Regions from separate parts of the Homo sapiens genome. Here regions 1, 2 and 4 are each linked to region 3. A link is a contact called in ENCODE Hi-C or POLR2A ChIA-PET data. All regions are on one chromosome and are shown on one strand. Each heading gives the region's core, a stretch centred on a gene start or an enhancer-like site at or near the end of the contact. The rest is flanking DNA. Distances are from core to core; before and after follow the strand shown. Region 1 overlaps ANO7 (anoctamin 7). Region 2 overlaps SEPTIN2 (septin 2). Region 3 overlaps THAP4 (THAP domain containing 4). Region 4 overlaps HDLBP (high density lipoprotein binding protein).

Region 1 (6,983 bases), core at 371-2,870, 390 kb after region 3:
TGAGAGAGACCGATATGAAAAGACTGATAACCCTATGGTTTCGTAATTTTACTGCTGAGATTTGCTCCAACATTAGGAGACTATGATGCTTTTCAAGTTTATTGAAACACATGCAAAACTTCATTGTAACCAGATCACAAAGGAAGTCTCCACAACTGCGGGTGAAGTACATCTACCTGCTCTGCAGGTTCTATTATGGTATGAGGCCACCACTTCTCCTGTTGTCCTTCCCAGTTTCTCCCCAACCTCCCCTTTTCCCTAGTTTATAAGACAGGAGAAAAGGAAGAAAGCAAAAAGCTGGAAAGAAACAGAAGATAAATAGCTAGATGACCTTGGCGCCACCACCTGGCCCTGGCGGTTAAAATAACAATAATATTAACCCCTGACCAAAACTACTGGTGTTATGTGTGAATTCCAGACGCTGTATGAGAAAGCACCGTAAAACTTTTTGTACCGTTAGCTGATGTATGTAGCCCACAGTCACGTTCCTCACGCTTACTTGATCTATTATGACTCTTTCACGTAGACCCTTAGAGTTGTAAGCCCTTCAAAGGGCTAAGAATTTCTTTTTCGGCGAGCTCCGCTCTGAAGACACGAGTCTGCCGACGCCCCCGGCCGAATAAAAAAACCTCTTCCTTCTTTAATCCGGTGTCTGAGGAGTTCTGTCTGCGACTCGTCCTGCTACACTATGACCAACTAGCAATTCACCTAGAATCCACGATTTGCCCTCCAGCCCCGCAAAGCTCCGTCCCTTACCGCGGGGAACCTCCCCCCAGCCCCTGCCCACGGCGCCCCCAGCTCCCCCCCTCCCCCGGCCTTGCCCGGCGGCGCCCGCCCCTCCCGGCTCCCCACCGCCGCACCCCCACCCCACCCGAGCCCCGCTCCGCCTCGTCCTCGTGCGCCCGCGGCCCCCTCCACCTGGCGCGGGGCTCACCTGCACGTGCGGTTGTGCGCGGCGGCGAAGGAGGACGGGGCTCGCGCCAGCGTGAAGTTGAGGAAGCCGCGCAGGTCGTGGGCGCGGGTCCACCGGTAGTAGGCGCGCGGCAGGAAGTCGGACGAGAAGGCCAGGAGGAAGGCCTGGGCGCCGGAGGGGTCAGCGCGAGGCGGCCCCCGCTCCGCCCCTGCGCGCCCCCGCTCCGCCCCTGCGCGCCCCCGCTGCCCCCCCGCCCCGCCCCTGCGCGCCCCCGCTCCGCCCCTGCGCGCCCCCGCTGCCCCCCCCGCCCCGCCCCTGCGCGCCCCCGCTGCCCCCCGCCCCTGCCCGCCCCCGCCGCCCCCCCGCCCCGCCCCTACGAGCCCCCGATGCCCCCAGCCCCGCCCCTGCGCGCCCCCGCTGCCCCCGGCCCGCCCCTGCGCGCCCCCGCTGCCCCCCCCGCCCCCGCCCCTGCGCGCCCCCGCCCCGCCCCGCGCTCCCGCCCGGGCCTCACGTTGCTGATGACCGCCAGGTGCGTGAGGCCCGCCAGGATGTGGAACCAGATGCCGATGTCCTGGGCGCGCTCGGCCACCGGGCGCCGGTACTCGCAGACGAACTTGCGCGCGTCCAAGCGGATCTCCACCCAGTTGTTGAGCAGGGCGAAGAGCGGCGCGAGCGGACAGGCGGCCACGAAGATGGTGACGAAGCCGAACTGCAGCACTGCGGGGAGGGGGTCACGGCCGGGCTCTCCGCCACCGTCCGCCCTCAGCCCTCGGAACGCGCCCCCCGCGGAGGACCGGCCAGTCCACGTGGTGCCGCCACCCCATCGCGGCTCATTCCGCCCCCACCTCCTGGTCTCCCTCGTCCTGGACCGCGCAGCGCCAGGGCCGCCTCTCCTGACCGGCCTCAGGCCGGCTGTCCTGCCCTGCGCTCCGTGCTTCTGGCTGGTCACGGGCCTTCTCCGGCTCGGTGAGCTCAGGAACTAACTCAGGGCAGGCGTTGGGGCAGAAACCTGCTCCTGATTTTACAACCAGCTTCTCCAGTCACCCCACAGGGGAGCTGTTAGGAGAGGGCTCTTTGGAAGGGGCTTCTGGGTCTTCGCCGAGAATTACTAGTGAGATCATTGGGGTCCAGGGTTCAGTGGAGGAGGGTCAGGGCGTCCACTCCTCGCCCTGGGAACTGGCCTGCTCCCTTTCCACAGATGCCGCGGCTACGCTGGGGAGCTCCGGGGCCTGCCGGCTCACATGCCCGCTTGCTAGGTTAAGAGCTGCCTGCCGGGCACAGTTTCTCACGCCTGTAATCCCCAGCACTTTGGGAGGCTGAGGCAGGTGGATCACCTGAGGTCAGGAGTTCGAGACCAGCCTGGCCAACACGGTGAAACTCCGCCTCTACTAAAAATACAAAATTAGCCGGGCGTGGTGGTGGGCGCCTGTAATCCCAGCTACTCGGGAGGCTGAGGCAGGAGAATTGCTTGAACCTGGGAGGTGGAGGTTGGAGTGAGCCGAGATGGCGCCACTGCACTCCAGCCTGGGCGACAGAGGGAGACTCCGTCTCAAAAAACAAAACAAAAACAAACAAACAAACTGCCTGATGATTCCTTCTCCCTTTTGTCAGCTCAGAGTCAGACCCTGCACTGCAGGGACGGCACAGGTGATACAGACCCACCCTCCAGAGTGCACCACCCGTGCAGGCAGTGAGCCCCTGGCACTGGCCACCACCTGGTAAGGTGACAGTGGTAGGTCTGCAAATAGCGTGGGCATTGAGATTTCTGGGAACATTGGCTCTCCAGGCCGCTGCCTCCCACTGTGGCTTCACCCTTGGAGGACTTCTGTCAGCCCCCAGGGCCTGCTCTCCTAATTCTTCCCTTGCTCTGGCCCATGCTTTCTAGGTCCAGGGACCCCAGGGGAGCTCTGCAACGGCCGCGGGGGCCTCCTCCCCGTGCCGGTGCCCCTCTGTCCTCAGCCAACCCTCTTGGGCACTCTCAGGGGAAAAGAATTCCTTTCTGGATTCTCCACAGGCCCGACCCTCTGTTCCCACCCCACCCCCACAGCACATTTCAGGGCAGATGCAGACACAGGAATGTCAGGCTGGGAGGCCCTTGAGCAGAGTGGCCACCCATCCCTGCCCACGGCGCCAGCCATTGCCGCAGCTGCTAACGGGCTCCTACCCATTTCCAGGTACTCGTCAAACAGACCCTCACAGGGCACAAGCTCATAGTCGTCCTCCCAGGGCCCCTGGCTAGCCCCTGCAGAAGCTCCCGCCTTCCTCTTCTTGGAGCGAAGCCGGAACTTCTGCCACCAGCCCTTTAGCTTCCTGGGGACGGGAATACAGGAAAATGGCCTTTGATCCAACATGGGTCTCAGTGGCTGCTATAGTCCTTGGGGGAGATGTGGCCGGGACAAGCCTGTTGCTTTGCAATTGAAGGGCAGCAGGGAGGGATGGGGTCTGGGGCTGAGGGGTGGACGCAGTGAGAGCCAACAGCTTTGCAGATCGGACTCAGTGAAAGCGTCTGTGTCTGTTGGTCAGATGTGGGAGGGCAGTCCACCCGCCCAGCCCCCCGCATTGTTCCTTAAGGCTTTAGGGGTAATGGGCTCCTCCCGGAATTGCAAAGCAGTGCCAAGAGCTCTGCCAAGGTTGGGAGGGAGTGGACGAGGACGACTGTGGTGTCCCAGGGAAAGCAGATGTGGAGGCCCACGTGTTGGGTTCGTCCTACACAGGGGCATGTGTGCATGTTGCCTTATCACACTGTCACTCATCCGTGCCCTGCTCCTGCCAGGCACAGAGCTCCACCCTGCACCTTATGGTCTTGTGGTTTCACAGCACCAATAGTTCCAAGAGGCAGGGCCATCTCTCGGGATGTGGCATGGCCACCATCTCCCAACTGCTATTCCTGGTGGCCCAGAAATGTCAGTGCTGATTTGGGAGCTGCCTTCTGGGGGCAGATCAGGTGTTCAGGGGGCGCTGGGAGGGCGTTCAGGTCAGTCTGGCCTTGAGCGGGAGGCGAGGCCCTGGGCAGCCTCTTTGAAGGACTCTGGCTATGGGAGCCTTGTGGTCAGGGTGTCCCTGGCAGGGGCATCTGAGGCAGACGTGTGTCTGAGGATCAACCCTGGGACCTCCTTTTCCTCCTCCCTCTTGTGCTGCGTTGGGGCCTGGGGATGCCAAGGAATACTCTGGCCCAGCCGCAGCATCTCTGAACGGACAGAGCCATCACCCCAGCCTTGGGTCCAGGAGCCCAGACCCCCTCCCCAGCCAAAGCTGGTCCCAGGGGTAGCGTCTCCCACAACTACAACCCAGAAGACCTCAGCCAGCCACAGGGCAGCTGCAGGGCGGGCAGCCCAGAGCCCGGGGCAGACGGCCGGGCACACTCCCCCTCCCCCTCCCCAGGCAAGGTGCCTTCCCTTCACCTCTTCTCCCAGCTAGGGCCGGGCTGGAGGCTGCTACTGCCAGGTGCTCTGGGGTCCCTCGGTCCTTGGATGCCACCCAGGGAGGAGTGGGGGACTCACGGGATGAGGACCTCCTGCATGTTGTTGATGACCTGCTTGCCCACCATGATGACCAGGAGCTCCTGTGCCAGCTCGATCAGGCAGCCTCCAGCCGCGCACTACGGCAGCAGGGCTCAGGTTAGCTGGGAGAGGGGGACCAGCCACTCACCCACGCATCCCTTCTTGTCTCAAAGCTGGCCCTCATCCCGGCCCCCACCTCCCTCCTGACATGCCTTGGGCACCTGGAGGGTTGCAGAGATGCTCCCACCATAACACTCCCTCCCGACCTCACAGGAGCCCCCAGGTCCAGCTGGAAGACTGCATTGGAAAGCTGCAGGGGGCACTGCTATATGTACCTAATGGCACCCCAGTTTTCCTTTGGAGACCCACAAGGGGTTACATGGGGCTGACTGTAGCCTCTGGCTTCAAGACAGACCCACGAGGCAGGCCCCACCAATCGGTGACCCAGTTCGAGCCAGTGGGAGGTGGAGTTCCTGGGAACACGTGCCTTGCAAGGGGTGCTAAGTCCGAGAGTGTCGGCCGCACTGCAGGGCACCTTCCCTCCAGATGGGGATAATCTTTCTGAGAACACAGGCAATGCTGGGAATAGCAGTGCAGCATTTTTAACACCTGGATCATTCATACCTAAGCCCGCGTAGCCCTGAGCGTTTTCAGTACAGGAGCCAAGAAAACTCCCTGCAGCCTCCACCTCCTGGGTTCAAGCAATTCTTCTGCCTCAGCCTCCCGAGTAGCTGAGACTACAGGTGCGTGCCATCACGCCTGGCCAATTTTTGCATTTTTAGTAGAGACGGGATTTCACCATATTGGCCAGGCTATTCTCGAACTCCTGACCTCATGATCCACCTGCCTTGGCCTCCCAAAGTGCTGGGATTACAGGCATGAGCCACCACGCCTGGCCGAAAACTCCCTTTTTCGTTTAAGCCAGTTTGAGTTGGGAACTTTTCCCACTTAACAATTGAGAGCCCTCTGGCTGGTCCGTTGTGGCACCCGCAGCCACACTCCCCACTCCATCCCCAGCCTTCCCTTTCCCCTCTCACATGAAATGGACACCACCCCTTTGGGGGCAGCCACTTTGCAGTTGGGCTGGCTCATGGCCCAGACCCCATGCGAAGTTTCTCTCCTCCTCCTCCTCTTCCAAAAGGAGAAGAGGTCTTTCAGGCCAGGGGTCACTCAGCAGGGGTCCACTTAGGTCCCAGCCCAGCCCAGAGGCCACCTGTGGATGGCTCCAGATGCACCCACCCTGCTGCCTGCGACCCCAGCTGCTGGGACATGCCTGGCCCTCACCCAGGAGGGGCTGTGCGTCGGGAACAGTTTTGAGGGCTTCTCTACGGTGTCTTGGAGGGGCTGTGGCACAGTGGAGACTACTTCTGGGGTGATGCACACGTCAGTTACTTGCACCAGAATCTCTGTCTTGGGGTCTGCTTTGCAGGGACCCCCGTGACAACAACGCTTCATCCTCCACCAGGTGAACTTCCATTTGCTTTCTGAAAAACCAGGTTCACGCCTGGCTCTCAGAGATACGGAGTAGCTAAGGCTCTTAGAGATACAGTCACAGGCAGAGCCCACTGTGCTGATGGGGAGAGGACAGCTGGCCACAGGGAGATCCCTGACAGCCATGGCGGCAGCACGCCAAGCCTGTGAGGAGGCCAGCCCCTGCGACCCCTGTGTGCCATGAGGAGGCCAGCCCCTGCGGGCCGTGTGCCATGAGGAGGCCAGCCCCTGCGGGCCTGTGTGCCATGAGGAGGCCAGCCCCTGCGGGCCGTGTGCCATGAGGAGGCCAGCCTCTGCGGGCCTGTGTGCCAGAGGCTCTGCGCCCACCGTAATGGCTCACACTTTTCTCAGGTGTGAATTGGGTTAAAATGGGGAAAGAGTAATACGGGCTGGGACAGCTGGGGTGGGGTAGGGTTTTTGGTTTGCTTTTTTATTAATTTTTGTGGCGATGAGGACTCACTATGTTGTCCAAGCTGGTCTCGTACTCTTGGGCTTAAGCGATCCTCCTCCCTCAGCCTCCCTAAGTGCTGAGATTACAGGCGTGAGCCACTGTGCCCGGCCTGGAGTGTTTTGGTGTGGTTCTGAATGGGGCATATCGGGGGTCAGAATAAGTGGTGAAGAGAGGCTGGGAGCCCTGAGTGGTCAGCTGCACAGCTGGCCCTGGCTGGGCGATGGAAATAGCCGGTGGTGGGAGGAATTGCTGCAAATCAAAGCTCGAATGGAAGAATGGAAGTGAGAGGAAGCACACAGCTCATCCCCCAGTCCCGGGCCTCAGGCACACTCACCTCCTCATTGCGGACTCCAAACAAGGTGTGGTAGTTGCCTGGGTATCCCACAAACCTAGGAGAAAGTCAAGATCATGAGCCTTGATGGGATCCTTCCTGTCTCCTCCCACTTCCCTGGGCTCTGGAGGCCTCAGCAGAGCTGCTGCACCTGCCCTGGAGGAAGCACGAACTGTGGCGTAGAGTCCCGGTTGTGAGCTGGGCCTCCTGTGGACCCCCGAGCTGGGTAGGGACCAAGAGGTGGGCAGCCCCTGTTTGCTCAGAGGTGCCAGGAGGCATGGGCCCCTGTCCCCTGCC
Region 2 (6,938 bases), core at 4,346-6,845, 270 kb after region 3:
GCTTGAGGGGAGAAAGAACTGGGCTGAAGTTGAAATACGAATGCATTCATCAGTCAATCAATTAAAACCCTAGCACTCAAATGCTCATTGCATGGTGGGCATTCTCACAGGCACCAGGCAGGCCACAGTTTTGTTTGGTCTCACCTCAGTACCTGAGCCATTCAGGGAAGAGAGAACAAGAGCAACGTGAGCAGAAAATATCCCGACCTCAAACTGTGCACTGGATTTGCTTTCTGGTTTTTAAGAATGGAAAGCCTTAATGTGACCTAAAAAGGGCCTTGAATGGTCAGAGATTTGGTCTTAGTACAATGTCTGCACTAATTCAGAACTCCAGAAAAGGCCCTCCTCTCTACATCCTTTACTCTGTAACTCGACCTTCAGTCTTTTCATAAATCCTTATTCCTAAATGGGAGGAACCATCTTATCTCTGGGAGAAACTGAGCAATAAGAAGCATGAACTTGCTCACCTGTCCTCATCTTACGGCCCCTTTCCTGGTCTACTATCCATCCATGCTAACCTCATCTTTTGTCCTATGCTGGCCTCATAAAGATGGAGCTTACACTTTGGAGGAGAGAAGAGTTCGGAAACAGTTAGTAAGCTATTTAAAAGTGAGCAGAGGAGTCAGAAGTGATGAGTAAAAAATAATTTACACATTTCTCAGTCTGGATGATTTCAAGAATTGTGGGACCATTTAAAGAGACAGGGGAGCTGGAAGGACAGGAGTCCATCAGTGGTCAAAAGAGGACTCCTGTGGGTAAATGTGGTTCACAACAAGAAATAAGATACCTGGAAGGGCAAATCAGAAGCCACAGAAATAATGTGATCAAAATAATACTAAGGAATACTGACCTTCAGGGATCAGGAAGGAAGGTGGTAAAAAACAGCAGATAGAAAAGCAAACACAGTGGTTCAGCAGCCAAGGAAGGGAAGTTTCAGAAGTAGAATTGCCAATCACACAAACCCCACAGGTGGGGCCCACATCTGAGAACTGAACTGTTGGCCAAGCCCATGAGAGAGCAATTGCAGGTGGATGACAGGAAGCCTGAGTGAACAGGATCATGGGGAGGGCAGATAACAGCTACCAGTAAGTGTCTGACTAGAAGAAAGGCTGGTGAAGGCAAGAAGCTAGTAGAGGCTGGCAGGAGGCAAGAGGTTCTTGTAGATAGGGCAGAATGAACAAACTGGTAGGCATCAAGGAGAAACTGGAGGAAGAGAAGTGATTAATGAGGCCCAAGAAGGAAGGGATAAAAGCTCGAAGTATTTCGATTCATCTCAGATGTTGTAATCCAGCACTAAATGTTTCGCATACAGGATTAGAGATTAGAATTACAGCATTCTAACCCTGACACCACCCCCATTTCTACCTCAAAGAAATTTAATATAGCAGAGTACAAAAGGTGAAGTTCCCTTAAGTAGGAATTACTAAAGTATTTATTAGCATAAAAACGTCTACGCTTCCAGGGGTTCTTCAAAGGTTCAAATACTTTCTAAAAAACTGGCAGGCACTTGAGACAATTTAGGAAAAGGCTGCCAAACATGACTACATGCTGCTTAAAAATTGCTTTGGAAAAAAGCACCAAGAAAAATGTGAAAAAATGAAAGTCAAACCAGGTGAAATCATCTGCAACGTGATAGTCAACATCTAAAAATAAGTATATGTGTTAAGTCAATAAAAAAGCAAGAGCCAAGTCCCTGCAACCTGAGAGAATACACCAACCGGCATCAACACCAGCACAGATACTCACATCGGCAATCAAGGAAAGGCAAATTCAAATGAGATACAATTTCTCAGACAGGAAACACATTACAAAAACTGGCAACATAACCAGGACAGTTTTAGGGGGTGGAGAGAAGAGTACACTTTGGAAATGTAAATTGTTACAAACTTACTTTAGAGCAAATTTAGTCATCCTTCAAAAATTTAAATGTATACTTATTTCCTAAGAATTCGTTTGGCTCACACAATTGTGAAAAGATAGATGTACACCAGTGTTCATTACAACAATTATGCAACAAATCTATTATGTGCCAGACATTATTCGGAACTCTGGGAATACATAAGTGAACAAAGCAGATTCCTGATCTCAGGACCTGGGGTCAGGGGTCAGGAGAAGCCAAAAAACACGCTAGAGAAATACTTTATGCAGTGTGGGGGGAGTGCTACCAGCAGAGCAGGGGATGGAGATGTGAAATCTTGTGTGCAGCGTTGGGCTCAGTGAGGGAGTTCCCCACACAGGTATCTGAGGGAAGACTGTTCCAGGCAGAGGGTATCACTAGCAAAAGCAGCGAGCAAGGGGCAAAGAAACAGTAAATTTGGTCAAAGAAGAAAAGGGGCCAGAGTAAAACAAAAAGTAAGCCAAATATTCATCAGCAGGAAACTGGACAAGTTAGAGTATATTCATATGGTGGAATGCTGTGCATCCAGGAAGAATTAGGATACAGTATATATATGAGGATGCTTCCAAATATTTTTAAATAGAAAAATCAAATGGCAGAATAGTATTACTATGTGATTTCATTCTGCAAAACCAAAAACATAAGCTATGTTCTAGAAGGATATATACTTAACAGTTGTTCTTTCTGTGGGTAATTACAGAAATTCTTTTTTTTTTTTCTTGAGACGGAGTCTTGCTCTGTCACCCAGGCTGGACTGCAAACAACCTCTGCCTCCTGGGTTGAAGCGATTCTTTTGCTTCAGCCTCCTGAGTGGCTGGGACTACAGATGCCCGCCACCACGCCCGGCTAACTTTTGTAATTTTTTAGAGACGGAGTTTTGCCATGTTGGCCAGGCTGGTCTCGACCTCCTGACCTCTGGTGATGTGCCTGCCTCAGCCTTCCAAAGTGCAGGGATTACAGGCGTGAGCCACCACACTCGGCCTAGAAACTCTTTTATTTTAAAAAATATATGTATATTATATTTATATATATATAATATATAAAAATGTATATATAATATGTATATAAATATAATGTATAAATATAATATTTATATATATTTATAAATATATTTATATATTATATTTATAATATATATTATATATATAATATATATAATAAATATATGTACAATTATATATATTATATATAATATATATAATATATATTATAGATATATTAAATATATATATTTTTATATATATTATATATTTATTATATATATTATATATAAATAATATAAATATAATATGTATTATATATAAATAATATAAATATAATATATATAAACAATATAAATATATTACATATAAATAATATAATATATATAATATATTATATAAATAATATAAATATAATATATATTACATATGTAATATAAATAATATAGATATAATATATATGTAATATATATTATATATATTTATTAATTATATATTATATATATAAAATATATATATATATTTTTTTAGAGACAGCGTATTGCTATGTTGCTGAGGTTGGCCTCCAACTTCTGGGCTCAAGTGATCCTCCTGCCTGAACCCCCTGCTGTATCCCCCTACCCTGCCCCAGCAACTGTGATTACACGCACAGATCGGTATGTTCATTTAGGGATTTGTATTTTTATGCACGTACCGGTATGTTCAGTTAGGGATTTGTATTTTTAGAGTTTAGCATATATAAACTATTTGGACTTTCTTAAGGAGCATATAATCAGAACAAAGTAAGCAATTTAAAAATATATAGCAGAGAATCAATAAAGAGGCTTTACAGACATACACGGAAGAGGCACTAAAACTGGGACACCACAGGAGCTGCTGGCGGGTGAGAGGCGCTTCGCTGGCTGACAACTGCTATGTTTCCAAACAGAACAGAGAACCAGTCTACTTAGATACATCCTTGTATGGGTCATTTGCAGTAAAGAATTTAGGTAAAATAACAAACTTCATGGAGAGATCACATTTCTATATTTGAGTCATTTAACTCCCATGGAAGGTACTTGTGTGTAACCAACTGCTACTCATCGAGGGCATTTTAAATATAAGGAGAATTTAAAGAATAGAAATTTGATACCTTCATGAAGGCAAAAATTAAAATTTGTAACCATCAGGTTCTCCTTGAAAACCACCACTAAAATGCAGGAAAAATTCTCCCGCCCTGCCTCCCGACACCTGAGCAGACTGAGCGTGGGAACACACTCCTTTCTTCATCCCCATGCCCCCGAGTCGCACCCAGAGGGAGGGCAGGACGCCAGCCTCACTCACCCTTTTCTTCAGCCGCTCCCGTTCCTTCAGGGTGAGAGTGTCAGCTTTTGCAATGACAGGCACAATATTCACCTTGTTGTGTATTGCCTTCATAAACGCCACATCTAAGGGCTTAAGTCTAAAATTAATTTTAGAATTGTCACTTATTTAAAAAAAATACATACAAAACTCTTCTCTCTCAAATTATCTTAATTCTTATATTAAAATACACAGTTTGGGTAAAACTTACAAACCCATGTAGTAAAGCATTTCTCCACGATAAACAATTACTTACCCATGTCCAAAAGGTGAAATAAAGTAAAAGCAACAATGCACCCTATTATCAATGATGTGCCGCCTGTTCAAGCCGCTCTCGTCATGCAGGTACCTCTCAAATTGCTCATCAATATAGGAGATAATTGTCTTAAAACTGAGAGAAACAGAAACATTAACAATAATCATAGGGTATAAAACAGGGGGTCCCTGACTTCAAAGGGAAAACAAGTGCCTCCGCCCAAATATACATAATTTAATAATTCATTTTCAAGATGAGAACAGAAGACTGACTTTTAGATTTGGCAAATGGAAGTTTTTGGAAACTATGCCAAGCATAACTGCCCCTAAGTGCTGAGAGTCAAAAGCCTGAATGGAATAGGTTATGATGCACCTGAGAGAGGGCCAGTGTAGACAGGGCTGCCAATTCGTTCTTTTTTTTTTTGAGACTGAGTCTTGCACTGTTGCCCAGGCTGGAGTGCAGTGGCGTGATCTCGGCTCACTGCAACCTCTGCTTCCAGGGTTCAAGCGATTCTCCTGCCTCAGCCTCCCAAGTAGCTGGGATTATAGGCACACGCCACCACGCCCGGCTAATTTTTGTATTTTTAGTAGAGACAGGGTTTCACCATGTTGGCCAGGCTGGTCTCGAACTCCTGACCTTGTGATCAGCCCACCTCAGCCTCCCAAAGTGCTGGGATTACAGGCATGAGCCATCGCACCCAGCCAGGGCTGCCAATTCTTTTCAGGAACGTGACTGTGAAAAGGGGCAGAGGAACAGGGTGGTAGAGAACATGGGTCAAGAACAGGTTTATCTGAGCTGGGAAACAGCATTTAACTGAGCTGGGAAACAGTACAGCACTTTCACATGTAAGAAGGGAGAAATTCCTAAATGTAGGAGAAAGATAACAGAACCTTCCCCTTTTCATCTAGTGGTGGAAACCTGATGCTTTATGTTGACAGGAATAGAACCAGGAGGGAGTTTGTACAACAAAAGTGGCATTCTTTGCACGGTACAGGTGACAGACTGCTCTATCTTCTACTTCTTCATTTCCTTATTTGTGAAAATGATGCCAATGAGCAGTCATTTACAGACACTACGACTCAACCCACTCTCTAACAGGTTTCACTTCCTTCCACATAGAAAGGATGTACTACAGTATCTCGGTCACCAACCACGGCTCAAATCCAGGTGTTTCATTTATACTAGCAGTCTATGGATGACTGGCTTTGCGATCTCAAATTACAGTAGAGTACCAGAAAAAAATTACTCTCTATAAAATTCCTTATTTAAAAAGTCAACATTTAACACGCTTTAAATTGTCTAGGTGTTTTATTATATACAGCAATCCCAAACTTAATAATCACTCATTAACACTATCTATAAATTTATGAAGTATATTAAGTAAACAAATGCAGATCCCTGGGCATGGGGGAGCATACCAATCTCTGCAGTTGATAGCGTCACCATAGCCAGGGGTATCTACCACTGTCAGGCGTAGCTTGACCCCTCGCTCTTCAATTTCAACAGTTGAAGCCTCAATCTGGACAGTTCTTTCAATTTTTTCTAGAAAAGAAACAAACTTAATAGGGAATATAAGCAGCATGTGAAGAGGAAAGCTCACGTTCTTACGACAGGTGACTTCAGAGTCTACTGCCTCTCTACAGAGGTAGGTTCTCCAAAGATACCATGGGGATTAAGAAAAAAAGATCCCAGAGAAGTCAGAAAGGGGAAGGTTAAAGCTAAGATTATTGTGCTACTGGGGAAGGTTAAAAACACAAATGTTAAAAATTATAATTTCTGTTCCTGGGAAAAAGAAAGCAATTTACGAATTCATTTAAAAACTGAATTCAAAAATATTCTGAAAGGGCTACATATTCTTGCAGCAGCCCAAGTCTTAGGCTCTCACTATGTGTGCCTATTTCATTCAACAGTCATTTGTGGATGCTGGTGTCCTGTGCTGGAACTTTCTGACAGTAGATGAATTCGAACATCTATCCTAGTAATCTTCTAGTTACACAGCATTTTTGATGTAAAACATTCTCACTTAATCCTTCCATCAAATATTTAATATAGGCAGAAACTACTTATTACATTTTACAGACAAACTCAAGAGAGGATGGATCCATGGATACGTGTCAAAGAAAGTCTACAACCCAAATCCAAGGACCTCGGTGCAGCACACCTACCCCATAAAAGTGTTTTCCTTGTGTTCAAAGCTGAACAAGAACAAACAAAACACACAGCTAAGACATAAAATATTAATTAGGCAGTCTTCAGCATCTTTCATGTAGAATTACACTTACAGTAACATAAGAATGTTTTTACCTGCTGCTCCAGGTATGACTCTTTCTGGGTACAGATCAGTTAGGAATAGGCTGTTTATGAGAGTCGATTTTCCTAGACCTGATTCACCTTTAAATAAAAAGAAAAACCTTGTCATGACCTTATTCATATGACACCATTCAATCGGTTAAGTGTTTACATA
Region 3 (7,314 bases), core at 145-2,644:
TTTTTGGAGACAGAGTCTCACCCTGTCACCCAGGCTGGAGTGCAGTGGCACAATCTCGGCTCACTGCAACCTGTGCCTCCGGGGTTCATGCCATTCTCCTGCCTCAGCCTCCCTAGTAGCTGGTACTACAGGCACCCGCCACCACGCCCGGCTAGTTTTTTATATTTTTAGTAGAGATGGGATTTCACCATGTTGGCCAGGCTGGTCTCGAACTCCTGACCTCAGATGATCCACCCGCCTTGGCCTCCCAAAGTGCTGGGATTATAGGCGTGAGCCACTGCGTCCAGCCGGCAGCACCCCTTTCTTTCGGAGTGGCGCATTACTTCTCTATGGCGGGTGGTGGGTAACCCTGCATGGAGGCCAGCCTGGGCCTTCAGCACCTGGGCGAACACCTGGGGTGTCCTGGGCAGACGCGTGGGGTGCCCTGGGCCTGCTGTTTGCAGGAGCTCCCTGTGGCAGAGCGGGGGCCAGAAGAGCCTCCAGGCTTCCCAAGTCCAGGGCTCCCCACTCCGCCCCAGGCCTCTGAGCCAGGCCAGACCCTGAGGCTTCTCAGGGGCCACCCCCCCAGCTCCCAGAGGCCCCTCCTGTCCTCCAGCGAGGCACTGACCCACCACTTCTCACAGCATCCGTATGTGTGTTTTGGTGGCTGTGGGTTGTATCTGTGACCTATTTTCCCTCAAAATCAAGTTCAGGGAAAAGGTTTTTTCGTTATTTTTGTTTTTTTTAATTCTTGGGAGGGAAGGTGATAATATTGTTACTTACCTGAGAGTCCCCCTCGGAGACCCCCAGAAGCTGGTTTTAAGGGAAGAAAGAGTAAGATCCCTTTCTGTGTCTCTGTCTCTGGCCCCGTCTCTGGCCCCATCCCCGTGTCTCTCTGGCCCTGTCTCTCTGTCTCTGTGTCTCTGTCCCCGTCCCGTCTCTCGCTGTCCCTGGCTCTGTCCGTCTTTCTTCCCCATTTAAGGAGCGCCTCCTCTCCGGTCCCCTCTGAGGAGCGCTGGATGGAGGACAGGGCCTCCCGGAGAGGACTCCACGGTGGGTGGTGGGAGGGAAAGACCAGGGGGAGGCAGAGGCTGCCGGTGAGAGGCGTCTGCCAAGTAGATGAGGGGCCGGGAGAAGACCCCGTGGCTGGGGAAGCAGGAGTGGGGAGGGCGGGGCCTCCGGGCCGAGGGGCGCGGTCGCTGTGGTCTGTGGAGGGGCTGGCGAGGCTCCCGCCTCTGCTCTTGCTGGAGCTCTTGAGTGAGCCCTGTGACGCCTGCTAGGTGAGGTGGCAGCCAGTGAGCGCGCCCCACCGCCCAGCGCCGCCCAGCCTCCGCCCTGACTCCTCTGCCGCTCCCCAAACAGGGCGCGGTGGCGTGACCCTGGCGCTGGGGGGCGAGCGCGGCCCTCCCGGTCCCGCAGGCGCAAGAGAGGGCGGAGATGCGGCGCCTGAGGCGGGGCTGCGCTTCCGGGGCGGGGCCGGCGGAGGCTGGAGGGGGCCGCCCGGGAGCAGAGGCAGGACTTGCGGCGCGTGCCCCTCACCCTAGCCCGGGGCTGTCCTGCCTCGTGGGGAGTGTGAAGGCCATGCCCGGCGCCGCGGCCCTGGTGCCCCTGTTCCACTGGGACCCTGGGGGGCGCCGCCAGGCCCCTTGGCCTCTTCCTCGGGGCCCTCGGGACCCAGGGGCCGGTGGTGGCCGTGCCGGGGACTCGGGCGTGAGGGGTGGAGATCGCGGCCCCGGTGCAGCAGCTCAGAACCTGGACTCTGGATCGCTGCTCCCCAGCGCCCGGGGTGCCGCTTCCCACAGGGTTCAGCTCCCATGCAGGCTGCGCTCACCAGTGGAAGTGGGTCCACCCGGTCCCAGGAGAGCCAGAGCCCCGTGGCAGTCGCTGTGGGGTGTGCTCCGCACAGGCCAGAGAGCCGGCCCAAAAACCTGAGGTTTGCAAAGCCTCTTTCTTTCTTTTTTTTTTTTTGAGAAAACGTCTCTGTCGCCCAGGCTGGAGAGCAGTGACACGACCTCGGCTCACTGCAACCTCCGCCTCCCGGGTTCAAGCAATTCTTGTACCTCAGCCTCCCGAGTAACTGGGATTACAGGCGTGTGCCACCACGCCCGGCTAATTTTTGTATTTTTAATAGAGACAGCGTTTCACCACGTTGGCCACGCTGGTCTCAAACTCCTGACCTGAGGTGATCTGCCCGTCTCGGCATCCCAAAGTGCTGGGATTACAGGTTCAGTGAGCCATTGCGCCCGGCCCAAAGCCTCTTTCTTTTCAGTGCTGAGCTGGATAAAGTCTACCAAACTGAAAGGTCTCCAAGGCTATAGCTGGCTGTCTGAGAAATTATGGTGTTTGTTTAGCCCATCTTAGGACTTGGGCTATCCCAGGTGACTGAGTTTTGCTGTTTCACACCTCCCAAGGTTCTTCTCATTCTTCCTTTTCTCCATTAATGGTAACTTGTCTTCTCAATTGCTCAGGCCAGAAACCTCCGTTACCATCTTTTCTTACGTGTTTCACATCCAAACCATCAGCACATCCGGGTGGCTCTGCCTTCAAGATAGATCCAGAAGCTAGGTCCTTTCCACTGCCTCCACCACGGCCACCTGGCCCAGGCCACCCTCCTCTGCCACAAGGGTTTTTGCCATTGCCCTCCCTGGCTTCCTGTGGTTGCAGTCAGAGACCTCGTCCCTCCCACTCAGCCTTCTCGAGGGCTTCTGTCTGCTCAGAGTCAAGGTCACGGCCCTTCCGAGGGGTGAGGATCTCCTTCCCCTGGCCACACTGGCCTCCTGTTCCTCTCCAGCAAGACCAGGCCTACGTACCCAGGACCTCCGTCTCTGGCACTTCCACCTGGTCTGCTCTTCTCCAGGGTAGCTGCAGGGACCCTGATCCCCTGCCTGGTCTGTGCACACTTCTCAGGGAGGGTGTCCTTGTCCCTTTTGGGTAGGTTTTCACAGTGCCCCAACAGCCCTGTCTCCCTTTCTGCCTCATCTCCTAATGTACATTCAGTTCTGCATCATTCACTCATTTCTTGTGTATTGTCTGCCCTCGCTAGGATGTATGCTCCGTAGGGATGTATGACTGTTCCGTCAGCTTCTCCCTGGAAGAGTGTCCAGCACGTTGAATGATGAAAGAATTGATCAGCTATGATAGATCACAAGCCTCGTTCCAGAGGCCACACATTGGATTCAGAAGCTTCTATTCCTTATCTCCGTGAAAGATTGCAACGAAAATCTTGATTTAAAAATTCTCTTATTGTCTAATTAGGAAAGTTTTATTGAAGTCCAAATATTCCCATCCTCACCTTCCCACTTTTCACCGGGAGTCTGAGGAGGAAATACTGATATAAAAAATTTTTAAATCATCATTTAAGAAAAACAAAAAAGGAAATACTGAAAGACCACAGGCCAGTCTGGAAAAGGAGCGGACTCTCCCACTCTCCTGCTTCAGGTCACCTATGTTTGCCCTGTGCAGCCAGCAGGCAGAGTGCTCATTACCTGCTCTCCACCCTCGGTTCTCACTCTGGGCCCCAGGGCTCGGCCACTGGGCCAGGCCACATGTGCGGCCCTCCTTGGTTCCAAGCTGTTCTTGGACGTGGTCTCCTCCACCCCCAGAGCCTTTGCTTTCCTTTCCCCCGATCTTCTTTTCCCAGACTTCCTGGAATTTATAATCCAAAGGTTGTGTAATTTCAGAAGCTGCGATGGTTCCAAGAACTCCTGTCCCCGTCAGTCCGTCTTCTGCTTGCGCGGGCCTGGAGGAGACACTGGGGGTCAGTCCTGATCCCGTCCCCATCAGTCTGTCTTCTGCTTTTGCGGGCCTGGAGGAGACGCCGGGGGTCAGTCCTGATCCTGTCCCCGTCAGCTGTCTTCTGCTTGCGCGGGCCTGGAGGAGACACTGGGGGTCAGTCCAATCCTGTCCCCATCAGTCCGTCTTCTGCTTGCGCGGGCCTGGAGGAGACACTGGGCATCAGTCCGATCCTGTCCCCGTCAGTCCGTCTTCTGCTTGCGCGGGCCTGGAGGAGACACTGGGGGTCAGTCCTGATCCTGTCCCCGTCAGTCCGTCTTCTGCTTGCGCGGGCCTGGAGGAGACGCCGGGGGTCAGTCCTGATGTGCAGGCCGGTCTCTGTGCTTGGGCATCTTTGGGCTCCGTAGATGAGGCTTGTGCGGCCACAGAGCTGCTTCTGTCCCTGCTGCTGCTCCTGGGTGTCAGTGTCCGTTCTGTCAATTGAAGCACTGAGACTTGAGGGTTAAGCAGGCCTGGGAAGCAGGTCTTTGGGATTGCCTCTGGGGATCAGTCCTTCTCTTCCAGCGCCCCTGATGGGTAGCATGCAGTGGGGCTTTCCTGTGGTCCCCGCACAGGTCTCCCTTAGAAAATGAGTAAGAGCAGGGCCCGTGCATCCAGCCAGGGTGAGGGTCATGTGAGTGAATCCTGAAAAGCCGCTCGGGAGCACCCAGTCCTTGCTGAGCGAGGCAGGAAGCAGGGGTCCCTTTGAGTTCGCCCAGCAGAACAGCCAACCCAGCGGCCCCTCCCTGCTGTCCTGTCACTGCACCCCCACCTCTGAGTTCCAGGCCTGTGGTGTCATCCTTCACACTTAGTGGGATGAGAGACTGAACCCCACAGGAGACCTTCTAAAGGGGTCTCCTGGCCACTACACAGGCTGCTGTGAAGCCCCAGCCCCTCCTCAGGGAAGCGGGGTCTTACTTCCCTTTTAAACCCCGCCTGCCCCTGGGCCCTCACACTCTGGCTGCTCCGAGACCCTGCATCCCCTTTCATTTTCTCCCTGATGCTCTTTGTCTCCTTCACACACTCTTCACGCCAGGGCACCGTGCCTCCCGTGTGAGCTGCTTTCAGCCTTGCTGTAGGACATGGAGGACCCCTGAGCTATTTGGGGTCACAAGGAAGCTGTTAGTATGTGGTTCTCATATTCTTAACTGTACAAGAAAGCAAAAGCCCCTTGAGGTCCCTCAGTATCCCTTCCCACCACCTGCACCCCACAGGTGGAGAAATTGCCTGCTTTTAGGGAGATAGCAGTGTAGGCCTCTTTGCTTGCGCCCTGCCTGGCCCCTGTTGGATCTCTTTTCTCTGCAGGAACTGCAGAGGCTTCTGAAGCTGGATCTTTCACTATGACATTTACAGTTGCTTGACCATTTTCTCCCGCTCTTGACAGGTCCCCCAGGATTAGCTGTGGCCACCAGAAGCAAGCGTCGATATGGAACGTGCATTCTGCTTAAAGCTCAGCAAGGCATGGTTGGAGGGAGGCCACTGATAGTCTCATTCTTTTGTCCTCAGAGCCCCCCAAGATGAACCCAGTGGTGGAGCCACTGTCCTGGATGCTGGGCACCTGGCTGTCGGACCCACCTGGAGCCGGGACCTACCCCACACTGCAGCCCTTCCAGTACCTGGAGGAGGTTCACATCTCCCACGTGGGCCAGCCCATGCTGAACTTCTCGTAAGTTGTCTCCCTCCACCCCACCCTGCTTGACTCATGGGCCGCCTAGGTCTCTGAAAATAATTCCAGACTGATCAAAGACAAAGGCCAAGCAGGAAGGTGTAAAAGGAACTTGTCCATCTATTTCAGAAAGGTGTCCTCTTGCCTGAATGTGCAACTGAGACACAGAGTGGTAAAAATGATACTTTCTGGTTCTGTTATATTTTTGGAGATATTAAGCTGACCACCAAATTACAGGCTTGTTAATCCAAACATAAAAACAAATGCATGTACTTAATTTATGTATCAAAATTAATCACCCTGGCCAGTGCGGTAGCTCATACCTGTAATCCCAGCACTTTAGAGGCTGAGTCAGGAGGATTGCTTGAGCTTAGGAATTGAAGACCAGCCTGGGCAACATAGTGAGACCTTGTCTCTACTGAAAAGTATTTAGCCAGGTGTGGTGACACATGCCTGTAGTCCCAGCTACTCGAGAAACTGAGGTGGGAGGATTGCTTGAACCCAGGGAGGGCCAAGGCTACAGTGAGCTGTGATCATAACACTGTACTCCAGCCTGGGTGACAGAGTGAGAACCTGTCTCAAAAAAAAAAAGAAAAAAATTAGTCACCCAATATTACTGAAAATAATAGTGCATGTTTGTATTTTACACGTACCCCTGAGCTATTTGGGGTCACAAGGAAGCTGTTAGTATGTGGTTCTCATATTCTTACCGTACAAGAAAGCAAAAGCCCCTTGAGGTCCCTCAGTATCCCTTCCCACCACCTGCTCCCCACAGGTGGAGAAATTGCCTGCTTTTAGGGAGATAGCAGTGTAGGCCTCTGAAGTAGAGGAGAGCCACCAGGGATGGGGAGTGGTTGAAGTATCTTTATTTTTTAATTATAGAAGTAATACACAGTTTTTTTAAAGTTTAAACAAAATATAAAAAGCAAACCCTCCCTTAGTCTCCATTACACAACTATATGTTAAGAATCTTATTAAACCAACTTGGTACTATTTGTATAATGCCTAGCAGTTTCAGAACGGGGCTGGGCACCTGGCTCTCAGACCCCCAGCTCTGAGACCCTCCATCCCCTTTTAGAAGATCTCATTGTTTTTAAAAATATCTCCTACCTTTTTATATTATTATTGATTGAATGCATGAGGTCAAAGTAATACATCTGCACATAAACCAAAAGGTGAGAATTCTGGGTAATACAAAATAACCCAGAACCCAAGCAGTCTTTTTTAAACTATAGATTATAACCCACGAAAAGGTCAGAAAGTCAATTTTGTGACTAGCATTCGAAGAAAAATGAACCAGAGTGGAAAATATATTTCAGTAAATGTGATGGTATGTGTGTTTGTGTGTGTGTCCTAGAATATGGTATAAATGTATTTCTTTGTCGGGGTTATGTTAGTGAGCATGTACCATTCTAGAAGGTGTAGCACCATCACTAGCCCAACAGAAATTTATCTTGGCCCAGCGCGGTGGCTCGTGCCTGTAATCCCAGCACTTTGGGAGGCCAAGGCGGGTGGATCACTTGAGTCCAGGAGTCCAAGACCAGCCTGGGCAACACAGTGAGACCCTAAAAAAATTTGTTTTAATAAATAAATAAGTTTATCTTGGCCAGGTGCGGTGGCTGACGCCTGTAATCCCAGCACTTTGGGAGGTCAAGGCAGGTGGATCACTAGAAGTCAAGAGTTCGAGACCAGCCTGGCCAATGTGGTGAAATTGTGTCTCTACTAAAAAAAAATACAAAAATACAAAAATTAGCCGGGTGTGTGGCTGGGCACAGTGGCTCACACCTGTAATCCCAGCACTTTGAGAGGCTGAGGTGGGCAGATCACCTGAGGTTGGGAGTTCAAGATCAGCCTGACCAACATGGAGAAACCTGGTCTCTACTAAAATTACAAAATTA
Region 4 (6,806 bases), core at 4,182-6,681, 360 kb after region 3:
TCATACATTAGTTGATAATTCTTGTAAAGAAGAATTTTTCTTCATCAGCAGTTGGGTGGGAAGTACCAGATAAATAATCGATTCTTTGGCGCTCCGGCGACTTCAGTGTTGATCAGTGACTCTCTTTAGTGTCATTATGAACTCAGGCATTGTCCATCATTCTTCATGCTGGAGCTGCTTCATCTTTGGCCAGTGGGTCCCCTCCTTTCAGTTTTGTTCCCTGCAGCTTTCTGTCATGACCTATTAATATCAATACCTTCTGGCCAGGTGCAGTGGCTCACGCCTATAATCCTAGCACTTTGGGAGGCTGAGGCGGGCAGATCACCTCAGGTCAGGAGTTTGAGACCAGCCTGGCCAGTATGGCGAAACCCCATCTCTACTAAAAATACAAAAAAATTAGCCAGGCGTGGCGGTGGGTGCTTGCAATCTCAGCTACTTGGGAGGCTGAGGCAGGAGAATCACTTGAACCCGGGAGGCAGAGGTTGCAGTGAGCCAAGATCATGCCATTGCACTCCAGCCTGTGCAACAGGAGCAAAACTCTGTCTCAAAATAATAAATAAATAAATAAATAACTTCTTAATTTCTAACACAGAAAGATGCCTCAGGCTAATCTTACATATTTCCTTCCACAGACCTTGAGTCAGCTGTTTCTCTCTGAACTCTGAACCTTTTGAGTAGGAAATTGCAGTTGGAGACTCCAGTCTCCATAGGTGCACGTCGCAACTAGGTTGTCAGAGCTTCTAGGCTTTTTCAGAAGACAGAGCTAGGATAATTGTACTTTTAAGAAAGGAAAAGCAGGCGGTGACTCTCACGCCTGTAATCCTAGCACTTTGGGAGGCCGAGGTGAGCAGATTGCATGAGCACAGGAATTTGAGACCAGCCTGGGCAACATGGTCAGACCCCATCTCTACAAAAAATAGTGGTGGCGTGCTCACCTGTAATCCCAGCTACTTAGAAGTCTGAGGAGAAAGGATTGTTTGAGCCTGGGATGTGGAGGCTTCTGTGAGCAGTGTTTGCACCACCACAGCCCAGCCTGGGTGACAGAGTCCCAGAAAAGGAAAATCATGAGTTCAAAATCACTTGAAGTAATTCCTTTTTTCTGAGTTTTTCTGTCATCTTGATATAGTTAGGTACATTTGTTTCCATTTACTGTCAATTTTTAAAGTATTTCAACATTTACATGCTTGCAAAGTCAACGTTATATAATAAAGTACTTTCAGAGAAATCTCCCCTGCCTGTTACCTTCACCCTGCTCCCTCCTCACCTTTGCAGGCGGCCATTCCTGGTCCTGGTTTATCCTTTGTTGTTTGTTGTTTGAGAGCAGAAGCAAAATACAGCTTGCCATACACCCTGTTCTATGCCTTGCTTTTTTTCTTTTATTATTTTTTGGAGGTGTCTGCATATCAGTAAGTAGTGATTTTTCTCATTTCTTTGTTCAGCAGTGTAATATTCTGTGGGCGTACTGTAATTTACCCAGGCTTTCCTACTGATGGGCATTTGGGTAGTTTCCAGACTTTAGCTGTTACAAATTATGTTACAGTAGCAATCGTGTGCATATGCTATTTCCTGTTTTACCCAGTGTATCTTGGGATAGATTCCTAGAAGTGAGATGGCTGGGTCAGAGGGTGGCTGCATGTGGAATCGGGCCATCGGATGCTAAATTTCCTTCCTTAGGAATTAGTGTTTTGCCGTCTCATCAGCAGTATGCAAGAGCCAGGCTCTTCACATTCTTGGGTTTTAGCCGATGTGAGAGGCAACCAAATATACTTTAAATTTGCATTTTTCTGATGAGCAAGATTGAGCACCTTTTCAATATATAAGGGCCACTTGCATTTTTTATTATCTTGAGTCATTGTTAGGAAAGTTTTTTCACTATCAGGTCATAAGAAAGTTTATCTTTTCTTCTGCTGCTTGTAAATGTGTTCTTACATTTCAGTTTCTGATCTATTTGGAATTTATTGCAAATAGGGTTGAGGCACTGATTGAGTTTCACTTTTTTCCATACGGCTTTCGAGTTGTCAGCACTATTTTTTTGTTTGTTGTAACACAGGGTCTCAGCCTGCCACATAAGCTGAAGTGCCATGGCATGATCACGGCTCACCGGAGCCTCAACCTCCTAGGCTCAGGCAGTTCTCCTGCCTCAGCCACCCCAGTAGCTGGGACCACAGGCACACGTCACCATGGCCAGCTAATTTTTTTTTTTTTTTTTTTTTTTTTTTTGAGACGGAGTCTTGCTCTGTCGCCCAGGCTGGAGTGCAGTGGCGCGATCTCGGCTCACTGCAAGCTCCGCCTCCCGGGTTCACGCCATTCGCCTGCCTCAGCCTCCCGAGTAGCTGGGATTACAGGCGCCTGCCACCATGCTAATTTTTGTATTTTTGGTGACCTCGTGATCCACCCACCTCGGCCTCCCAAAGTGCTGGGATTACAGGCGTGAGCCACTGCGCCTGGCCTTGGCCAGCTTATTTTTAAAATTTTTGTAGAAGTCAGGTCTCACCATGTTGCCCAGGCTGATCTTGGACTCCTGGGCTCAAACAATCCTCTCATCTCGGCTTCCCGGAGTGCTGGGATTACAGGCGTGCCATCACTGTCTTGAAAAGACGTTTTGCTCTAGTGAACTTGAGTGGCTGCTTTTATCATGTCCTAAATGTTTATATTAACTTAGCTCTGTTTCTGGGTTTTCAGTTCAGACCAGCAGGTCTTTCCGTATACTGGTATTTCCTGTGTTAATGATAATGGTTTCATGTTTAATGTCTAGGACCACTGTTAACACCTCCACCCTGCACTATTCTTTTTCAGGGTTTTCTTGTTCATTTTTGTTGGTTCTGTGTTACAACCTTTATAATCAACTGTTTGAAATTGTATTAATATTTTAAAGTTAATTGGGATGATCGCCATCTACTTAAACCTTCTGTTAGCTATTTTAAGGAGTGTTTTCTAATTTCGAATGCACATACTCCACCTTGTGTTGGGCTTGTGTCTTGCTATTTTCTTGTCCTTTTTTCTTTTTTCCTTTTTTCTATTAGAAACACATCTTTTGGCCAGGCGCAGTGGCTCACACCTGCAATCCCAGCACTTTGGGAGGCTGAGGTGGGCGGATCACAAGGTCAGGAATTCGAGACCATCGGGGCCAACATGGTGAAACCCTGCCTCTACTAAAAATATAAAAATTAGCTGGGCATGGTGGCGCACGCCTGTAGTCCCAGCTAATCGAGAGGCTGAGGCAGGAGAATCCCTTGAACCCAGGAGGCAGAGGTTACAGTGAGCCAAGATGGCACCACTGCACTCCAGCCTGACGTCAGAGCGAGACTCCGTCTCAAAAAAAAAGAAACGCATCTCTTTCATTACATCTTCTAAGTAGTTGTTGTTTGTGGAAGTTAATGTTGTTAACTTCTTGATTTCAGTCTTTTCTCTTTGCTATAAATAGAATTTCACCCAGTAGTTTTTTCAGGGTTTCTGGATATGCAGTCATGCTTCTTCCTGTCCAGCTTTTGTGGATGTTAACTCTTGTCTCCCTTTGTGGGTGTATATTCCAGTGGATGTTAAGTAGTGGTGCAGATACACTCGAACTTACCCTAACCTGGGAGTCAGGGCAACCTTCCCCAAGCATGTGATGTTTAAGCTCATGCTGTTTTAATGGATGAGTTGGTGCTGCTGGGCAGGAATAAGCAAAGATGGTGTTTCTGCCAGAATGTCTTGGAAAAATATGCTCCTTCAGAACCTACAAATATTCTTGTTTTCTTTTATTCTCTTCTTGCTATAGGCCTCAGCAACTGTTGCCATTCCCAAAGAACACCATCGCTTTGTTATTGGCAAAAATGGAGAGAAACTGCAAGACTTGGAGCTAAAAACTGCAACCAAAATCCAGATCCCACGCCCAGATGACCCCAGCAATCAGATCAAGATCACTGGCACCAAAGAGGGCATCGAGAAAGCTCGCCATGAAGTCTTACTCATCTCTGCCGAGCAGGTGAGGCCTGTGTGAGTGCCTCGTGCCCCTGCCTACCTGCTTGTGCAGACCTCACTCCCTCATGGGTTGCCGTGTCCAGTGTGGACTTCAAGGCATAATGTGGTGGGGGTGGAGGGCTTGACTCCAACTCTAAAAAGCCCTGTCTGTCCCCAGTTTGTTTTCAAAGGCCTGTTCTCATCAGATCATCCCTTCCTTTCCAGGACAAACGTGCTGTGGAGAGGCTAGAAGTAGAAAAGGCATTCCACCCCTTCATCGCTGGGCCGTATAATAGACTGGTTGGCGAGATCATGCAGGAGACAGGCACGCGCATCAACATCCCCCCACCCAGCGTGAACCGGACAGAGATTGTCTTCACTGGAGAGAAGGAACAGTTGGCTCAGGCTGTGGCTCGCATCAAGAAGATTTATGAGGAGAAGGTACACGATTTAGAGGAGGCAAATCCCCATGGGCAGGAATAGAAATGAGGATTTGGGTCTGGAGATTCAGTTAAGGCCTGGTTCTGCCCCTTATCTTTTTGTCCTTGATGAAGATGCTTATTGTCTCTACACTTGAGTGACCCGGGTGAGATCGGTGCCCGCCCCCCCTTGCTGTTGAGCATCTGCCTGGCAGTTGTCCTTGCCGTCCTGGGCCTCTGACTGTGCTGACAGGCTGCCAGCTGGGCTGCCCCGGGTCAGATGCACATCCCGGACTTGTTCACGTCTTAGATTAAGCTGTTAGCTCAGCTTAGTGAACTTTGAGGTCTGAAACGTGTTCCTTAATTGAGGGAAAGGATTGGGTGTTTTGCAGTGTTCAAGGACGAAGTTATCAGCCGGCGGGTGACTAGACTGAGGGGAAAAATCCAGTCCTTGAACAGTGAAGTTTCTGGGGATTGGCTAGTCCTGATCACTTGTTGTTCACTTCTTGGGATCAGCATCTATAGTCTGGGCCGCTTTGGCTTGCTTTCTGCAGCAGTGGCCATGCCCACCTGCCCGCTTCCCACACCTTTCCCTTTGACTGCCCCTTATGGTGCTCTTATTTAGAAAAAGAAGACTACAACCATTGCAGTGGAAGTGAAGAAATCCCAACACAAGTATGTCATTGGGCCCAAGGGCAATTCATTGCAGGAGATCCTTGAGAGAACTGGAGTTTCCGTTGAGATCCCACCCTCAGACAGCATCTCTGAGACTGTAATACTTCGAGGCGAACCTGAAAAGTTAGGTCAGGCGTTGACTGAAGTCTATGCCAAGGTAACTGCCTCCGAGCATGAAGTGTGTCTCCTTTGAGTGGAGTCCGCGGGGCCTTCATGGATGAGCTCTCGATTTGTAAATCCTGGGGCCTGGACACAGTGCAGGTGCCCAGGTTTGGGGAGAGCGTGCCTCTGAGCCCCAGGTGAGCAGCCTGGCTTTCACTGTGACACGACCTTGAGCTCTGCAAACCCATGGCTGTTCTCCCATTTTCTTAGGCCAATAGCTTCACCGTCTCCTCTGTCGCCGCCCCTTCCTGGCTTCACCGTTTCATCATTGGCAAGAAAGGGCAGAACCTGGCCAAAATCACTCAGCAGATGCCAAAGGTAAGGACACGTTTTTCACCTGTTGTATTGAATTTGTCTTGTTTTCTGTCTTTCTGTTTCTGATATTGCTTTGTTGACCTTTGTACTGTGGATGCCCTTGAAAACTGGTGTATTTTTCTGAATTAACTGGCCTGTTTGACATGGTCAACTTCCGTGTTAGCTTAAAGAACAGCAGAATAAATGTCTGTAGATGTCTGTACCATCCTTCTGGCCTTTAACCAGAGAGGATTGTATGTTCTTAGGTTTCATAAGTATCTTAAGAAACATGTCATTTAGTAATTATGGTGAAATAACTTCATGATACTTTGGCGGGCCGGGTGCGGTGGCTCATGAGGTCAGGAGATCGAGACCATCCTGGCTAACATGGTGAAACCCCGACTCTACTAAAAATACAAAAAATTAGCCGGGCTTGGTGGCGGGCACCTGTGGTCCCAGCTGCTTGGGAGGCTGAGGCAGGAGAATGGCGTGAACCCGGGAGGTGGAGCTTGCAGTGAGCCGAGATGGCACCACTGCATTCCAGCCTTGGCGACAGAGCGAGACTCTGTCTCAAAAAAAAAAAAAAAATACTTTGAAGAGCAGAACTTGTATACAAATTGTATTAAGTGTGAATTTAAAGCGTTCTCAGTTTACCAAAGGAGATTGTAGCCCCCAGGAAACATGAACAAAAAAGAAATACCAGAGAATCCAACCATCATATTTAATTCCTGTTTTATTTAAACTTTGTTTCCAATTAATGTTACAGTCCTTTTTAAAAATTAAATTTTTTTTATTTTATTCCTTTTTTTTAGTGACAAAGCCTCACTCTGTCACCCAGGCTGGGGTGCAGTAGCGCAGTCATAGCTCACTGCAGCCTTGAACTCATGGGTCAAGTGATCCGCTCGTCTCAGCTTCCCAAGTAGCTGGCACTACAGGCGCCCCAGGCTAGTTTTCGTGGAGGCAGAGTCTTACTAGTTGCCCAGGTTGATCTCGAACTCGTGGGATCAAGTAGTCCTCCTACCTCAGCCTCCCAAAATATTGAGGTTATGGGTGTGAGTCACTGTGCCCAGCCCCTTTTACTTTGTATAGCTTCATATAAGGACCAGTCTGCCTTCCTTAACTCCTTACCTGGAGGATAATAAACCAGGAACTCTGGCAGCCTTGTCTATGTCAAGCAAGTTACTTTACCACCTTGGTACAGCTATACGAGTTTTAAAATTCCATCCGTGCTCTGTCTCATTCTTTATGCAACTCAAGAGGACCAGGCCTTGTAAAAGTTCAGATGGTGGAGGAGCATGTCGCATGTCGCATGCT

The links. Hi-C counts contacts between places; a loop is a spot of excess contacts on that map. ChIA-PET counts read pairs that join two places held with the same protein, here RNA polymerase II (POLR2A). Pooled maps may share reads with other maps.
Region 1: a loop to region 3 is called in a map of CD8-positive, alpha-beta T cell, with 6 times the contacts of the local background. The contact joins two enhancer-like sites. A Hi-C loop is called at or near these places in 1 of 168 maps with a recorded cell type or tissue (CD8-positive, alpha-beta T cell), 12 of 37 single-sample maps with no recorded cell type and 9 of 50 pooled maps.
Region 2: a pooled map shows a loop between it and region 3 (4-fold over the local background). The contact joins two enhancer-like sites. A Hi-C loop is called at or near these places in 2 of 50 pooled maps. POLR2A ChIA-PET finds 5 or more read pairs at or near these places in 3 of 52 experiments (GM10248, GM12878 and H1).
Region 4: a map of CD4-positive, alpha-beta T cell shows a loop between it and region 3 (2.2-fold over the local background). The contact joins two enhancer-like sites. A Hi-C loop is called at or near these places in 2 of 168 maps with a recorded cell type or tissue (CD4-positive, alpha-beta T cell and psoas muscle), 2 of 37 single-sample maps with no recorded cell type and 9 of 50 pooled maps. POLR2A ChIA-PET finds 5 or more read pairs at or near these places in 2 of 52 experiments (HEK293T and OCI-LY7).

What each region holds. Positions count from the first base shown.
Region 1 is chr2:241,212,333-241,219,315 of GRCh38, reverse strand. ANO7 (anoctamin 7) reads right to left here. Exons shown (of 25, transcript NM_001370694.2): 17 at 6,690-6,744; 18 at 4,414-4,511; 19 at 3,078-3,223; 20 at 1,425-1,630; 21 at 935-1,077. Among named protein-coding and RNA genes, the nearest start is that of ANO7, 27 kb to the right of the region's middle. RefSeq lists enhancers at 280-379, 2,487-3,018, 5,657-6,216 and a silencer at 1,723-1,852. Within about 2 kb of position 1,620, at least 31 of the 41 ENCODE cell types and tissues checked have a DNase peak (open chromatin) inside an H3K27ac peak, as active enhancers do.
Region 2 is chr2:241,335,053-241,341,990 of GRCh38, reverse strand. It overlaps SEPTIN2 (septin 2), which reads right to left. Exons shown (of 13, transcript NM_004404.5): 4 at 6,779-6,865; 5 at 5,893-6,016; 6 at 4,475-4,609; 7 at 4,201-4,318. Among named protein-coding and RNA genes, the nearest start is that of FARP2, 18 kb to the left of the region's middle. Within about 2 kb of position 5,595, at least 2 of the 41 ENCODE cell types and tissues checked have a DNase peak (open chromatin) inside an H3K27ac peak, as active enhancers do.
Region 3 is chr2:241,604,416-241,611,729 of GRCh38, reverse strand. It overlaps THAP4 (THAP domain containing 4), which reads left to right. Exons shown (of 6, transcript NM_015963.6): 3 at 5,257-5,416. Among named protein-coding and RNA genes, the nearest start is that of THAP4, 29 kb to the left of the region's middle. RefSeq lists enhancers at 451-971, 1,188-1,688, 1,689-2,190, 3,097-3,266 and a silencer at 1,169-1,738. Within about 2 kb of position 1,394, at least 21 of the 41 ENCODE cell types and tissues checked have a DNase peak (open chromatin) inside an H3K27ac peak, as active enhancers do.
Region 4 is chr2:241,253,761-241,260,566 of GRCh38, reverse strand. It overlaps HDLBP (high density lipoprotein binding protein), which reads left to right. Exons shown (of 28, transcript NM_005336.6): 6 at 3,761-3,967; 7 at 4,168-4,383; 8 at 4,987-5,193; 9 at 5,409-5,516. Among named protein-coding and RNA genes, the nearest start is that of HDLBP-AS1, 15 kb to the left of the region's middle. Within about 2 kb of position 5,431, at least 6 of the 41 ENCODE cell types and tissues checked have a DNase peak (open chromatin) inside an H3K27ac peak, as active enhancers do.